Regions from separate parts of the Homo sapiens genome. Here region 1 is linked to region 2. The links are chromatin loops, found by intact Hi-C in ENCODE. Cell type or tissue: dorsolateral prefrontal cortex. All regions are shown on one strand.

What was found. Hi-C counts contacts between places; a loop is a spot of excess contacts. Peaks named below come from ENCODE experiments on the same cell type or tissue, not always from the same donor. Only the 100,000 strongest peaks of a DNase experiment are listed, where the experiment ranks them.
Region 1: it touches region 2 in a loop (5-fold over the local background); 3 of 110 quality-filtered maps call a loop at or near these places.

What each region holds. Positions count from the first base shown.
Region 1 is chr14:32,727,003-32,729,502 of GRCh38, forward strand. The region is part of intron 9 of AKAP6 (A-kinase anchoring protein 6); the gene reads left to right. Among named protein-coding and RNA genes, the nearest start is that of NPAS3, 210 kb to the right of the region's middle. In dorsolateral prefrontal cortex, no CTCF peak of the experiment used is centred here; a DNase peak (open chromatin) is centred at 1,019; H3K4me3 peaks cover 1,826 bases; H3K27ac peaks cover 2,500 bases.
Region 2 is chr14:32,807,695-32,810,194 of GRCh38, forward strand. The region is part of intron 12 of AKAP6 (A-kinase anchoring protein 6); the gene reads left to right. Among named protein-coding and RNA genes, the nearest start is that of NPAS3, 130 kb to the right of the region's middle. In dorsolateral prefrontal cortex, no CTCF peak of the experiment used is centred here; a DNase peak (open chromatin) is centred at 1,215; H3K4me3 peaks cover 1,380 bases; H3K27ac peaks cover 2,499 bases.

The DNA of each region.
Region 1 (2,500 bases), 81 kb before region 2:
TATAAACTCATTAAAGGCCATACAAAGGCTTCAGAAGGATATCAAATTTATGGAAATATCTAAGGGGATAGAGAACCGTTTTAAAAAGTAAATAGAAAAATAATAATCAATATTATAATTTTACAGGGTATGATCAAGATAGTTCTTAAACTTACTAAATTTTACCTATAGGAGACTTTTTTCTCACCCTTGACATGGGAAGGAAAGAAAGGAGACAGGTAGACTTGGCGTCCTTATGCAGTATTTTTTATGAAATTGACATGAAAGTTTTCAGTTATTTGTGTTTTTATTTTTGTTCTGTAACAGTGACTTCTAGTCTAGCTATATTTATTTTTAAAGGCTTAGATATTTGTTATTTAAAAGAAATGACTGGAGAAATAAGTTGCCAGGTCTCCTACTTAAGTTTTCTGAGTGGTATGATTGGAATTAAATTATTAATGGCAGATACTTTAAAAAAGATTGTTTTATGATCTTCTATTAGGGAATTTGCAATTCATTTTAATATTTGTAGTTTGATTTATATTAAAGATAATGCAATCTATGTCCAATTAACAGTACATGGCCAGTGTAATGTGATTTCCAGATCATGCAAATGGAATAAGCTAGAAGAGGGGGAAAACTCAATTCTTAACCTCAGGTGTCATTTGCTGTGCGAGTTCTGGCAATTTTAAATGACATTGCACTTTTTAATTTTTCCAAAGGCTCAGCAGCAAATTTATCCCAATCAGGAAAACCTATTATTAATTTACAAGGACAATTGTAGGAGTCTTTATAATTTCTCTATGCAATTACTCACCATAAATTCTACTGGTAAAATACAAGGAGTTTGCAAGAAATAACAACTATTATTTGTCTTGGGCTTGAACCCTTTTCTTCAGTTTTGAACATCTTCTTGAAGTGTTGGTGGTACTGACTCCATGTGCAGCATCATATGCGTTATGAGATGCTACACACAAGTCTTCTGAAAAGCGGGGCAGCACAAGAGCTGCTGCACAGGCAACACTGGCCTCTGGCAGATTCCTGCACTCCGCATGGACAGCTGAGCTTGGACCCTGGACTTTTATATAAAAAGACTCTTTGTTCACCACTGAATGGCATTAGGCATGGACTTGCTGAGGGGCCACCATGAAGCCTCGAATGAGGAGGGCAAACACTAGCCAGAAAACACGTGAGAGTTGTAAATAGACACATCCCTGGATTTTTTTTTTTTTTTTTTTTTTTTTTTTTTTGCAAAAATGCATATTTTCACACATTATTTTGCCAGTAGTTTGGTGTTTTGGTATGTTCCTAGCATTTGCTTTCTTACTGATAGACTAAGTAAGATATATTTTATTTTCTCAGTGTATTCTATCTATCTATCTATCTATCTATCTATCTATCTATCTATCTATCAATCGTATCTATCAGTCAATCATGCATATATGGGAAAGGGGATCTTGCTGGATAAACAGGTGTTTGTGGCATTATATTTGTACCAGGAAAGACATTCAATCCTGTCATTCTAATAACTAGATCATTTTCCTTGTTTTAACTTTTCCTAATATAAAGTCAACTGAAGCTCAGTTAAAAGTAATATGGTGTAAGATGTAAATGCTCAAACCCTGATGACACAGAATACAACAGCCCTATTCTAATAATCAAGAAATGTCTTTAGTTTAATTTGTGTGTTTCTCGCAGCCAAAGCTTCACTCTCTGTTCAGCAATGTCTGGTCTCTTTTCAGCATAACCAACAGAAGCACCATACAAAAGTCTTACAATGGATGTCTTAATCTCTCTGTGTGCTTTTAGAGCATTATTTTGAATTCCATCATGCTGCCTTTTTTCTTTCCTCTTCTGAAGTTTTATTACAACAGCAGAATTCCCAGGGAGCTTTGGGGGCAAGGTTCACATAATATAGCCCTCAAGTTTTGCTTAGGTGGAAGCCATCCCCCAATCCTGGCCATCTTTTGATGATCCCTCTATTTCAAAAAGATTCACTCGGTAGAGTCTTATAGCATTAGCTGTATATAGTTTATTTTTTATTTTTTTTATTTACCAGACAGTGAGCATCTACAACCCTTTCATGATGTTTTCTTTCTCTGACCTCACAGTGACAAGGCATCTTGTTCCTTAACATTGAGGGAGGCAGAAAAATGCTTGAGTTGCTCAATGTGTGCCTTCTATACCAGTTTCAAAATGGCTTATTCTTCTGGTTTCCATGGTGACAATTAACACTGTTTCAAGGCATTGTTCCAGTCTCCATTTGGGCAGAATTTTCGGTGTGATTTCTAACAAAAAAAAAGGAGGGGGACTTCGGTGTGGCGGGGAAGCCTTTAGCGTAACTGTCAAAAAAGTTATCTCAATCAAGTCTTCATGCATTTCTAAGTATATTTATTTCAGAAATTCCTGTTTTTGCTGGCTTTGTTTTATAATTCAGTTTTAGCATTTGTGCTAAAAGTAAGTACTCAATAAGAATTTTCTACAACTTCTTTAGTTCTTAGTTAAAATGGTGGGCTAGAGT
Region 2 (2,500 bases):
AGTTGTGGAAATAAAGAACTTTTCCTGTCCAATAACTTTTCAAATACTATAGAAAAGAAGTAGACTTTCACTCACCTCGTGAAATATCACCAACTCCCTTGAACCTTCTCACATTGTTTGTTTCCTAAATTTTAAAGATCATTCCTTAACTATTAAACTTTAGTGATACATAACTAGATTCACCTATGTGGGCCTGACTTGTCCCTTTGTTTTTACGCTTGAGAAAGAGTGGTCATAATAACACTGTACCTGTAAAGATTAAAGGACTAGAAGCTCCCAAAATAACCGCATTTCAAGAGCAGTTTTGCATATATAGAAAAGTCAACTTTGTCCAATGCAGGTTAAAGAATTTTTAATTTGGTGTGGACTAAAACATCTCACATTCTCTTTATTCCTCACCCTATCACCATCATTATTATTTGTGTTACTTTCTTGAATCTTGTCATCCCCAATAATTAGAAAAGGAGTTAACAGCAATAATTATCCAGAGAGCTGTCCCTTCTTTCCTAGAACACCTATACATCTAGCTGAGGTCAGAAAGGGTCAATTGATTTGCATAAATCTGCACATGCAGGGATGAAGAGAGAAGACACATTAGCTGAGCACTCTAAGACAACTCCTGTCCATGAGATGCTATTTCCTGATGGAACTTTTATGGGCCCGTATTGCCTACTCCACCTCCTAACCAAGGACCTCATTCTGAGTTAAAAATCTCAGTGTTCAGCTGAAATTATCAAGGGTGGAGAAAGGGCTGGGTAAAACTTCAGGTGTTTTTGTATTTTAAAGGTCATTCCTGTAAGATTACTAACTCACCTCGTCTAAATTGATGCACATTAAAATTGTTTTAACTCACAAAGCAAAAGTAGAGAATATTAAGAGATCCGAAATAATCCATGCTTTTTGCTCCTTTCTTTTCTTGTTTTACGGTCCGAAAGAACCCACTTCAAATAGGGAAGGGAGTCCAATTTTCCAAAAGCAATTCTTCCGTTTTTTTTCTTTCTGAGCAGCACTCATACAGTAGCAGTGGTAAAATAAACAACGATGTGTTGAATTTTGTTTCTCTTTATCTATATGACATTTGTGTCATCACCGTAGCTCTAATCCATATTCAGGTCTTCATGTTTGGTGTGCAGTAATATGTAAATTATCTCACCAGCTGCATGGAGCAGTGTTTGTTTATTCTATTTCTTTTGGCACTGCACAGAACTGAATTTCTGCCAAAATGGGGCTGCTTCAGGGAGCACTAATGCTCTAGGAGGAAGTTTTGAAAGGAAACGCACATCATAAGTCTTCACTCTGTGAAGCAGCAAAATCAAAACAAACTTTTTGTTTACTTAAATATCAGTATTATGAATGTAAAATAATGTGTTTGTTAAAATATAATGAGCATGCTGCCCATCTCTAAGATGCTCAGTGTACGTGGGCTTTGGAAATGAGGACATAAAGCTGAGAAAGCTGGCGCATTTTTATTCTTAGAAAGAAAGTAGGTGAAATAAAACAGACAGAGACAACAGCTAGAAGTTTAAGGGGAAAGAAATATTTTAACATGCGTATTAATCTCTGGAAACACATGGCATTTACATGCATTTAAATGTGGACAGCTGTGGCGTTTAAGTGTTAAAAAATTTCATTAATGATGCATAGAGCTATCTACTTCTGTTGGCAGGCCTTTCAGTCTTCAATCTGACACTTCCTTTTTTATCCAGCAAGCTAATTTCCCCTCTTTTGTGAGGAGTAACTGTTTTCACACTACTGCTTACCCAGCAAGCCTCCTTATTGTTTCATGGTTAATTATCTTCTCCAGCTTCACCTTCCCCAGCAAAGGGAGCAGGACTGTTCCTCCCCAGCACTAATGAAAGCTGGGTTTTATGGGTACACTGTGTAAATAAATGCAAGGTCTGATCAGGCAACGTAATAAATGAGTTCCTAAAGTTTATGGAGTCACACACAGCTCATCTAGTGGCTTTACTAAATAACGAAGGAAAATGATTAATTTGGTGGGGTTGGGAGCAGGGGGCTTCAATTTTAGAGAGAAAAAAATAAAGCCTTTGTCAGCTTAGGATGGAAACTATCTGCAGGTAAACATAAGGGATCTCCGTTTATCCAAGTGTTCCTTGTGCTCAGTAATCGCAGCCATGACATTTGCCAGGAGAATGTCTTGGAGAATAGGCCTTTGAGAAATATTGTTGATTTGGTAAAAGGTGGAGGTCACCTGGTATTTTATTTCCCTGATTGCTCGCTATTTATTAAGAGAAAAAAGCAACCAAGCTTTAGGTAGTGCAAAGTATCCTACACTCTGCGCTGGAAGCAAGCAAAGCAGAGATATTCACAAATGCCACCATTGTCCAGTGCCTGGAGAAATAAATTCAGCAGGCATGGCCCAGGTAATCAACTCCACTAGCAGGTCAGTGTCTTACATCTCTGTGCGATCAACTCAGTCATAGTCTCTTAGTTGCTAGCTCAAGGCCCCATATCTTAGAGTTTGGGACTTGTAGTTATT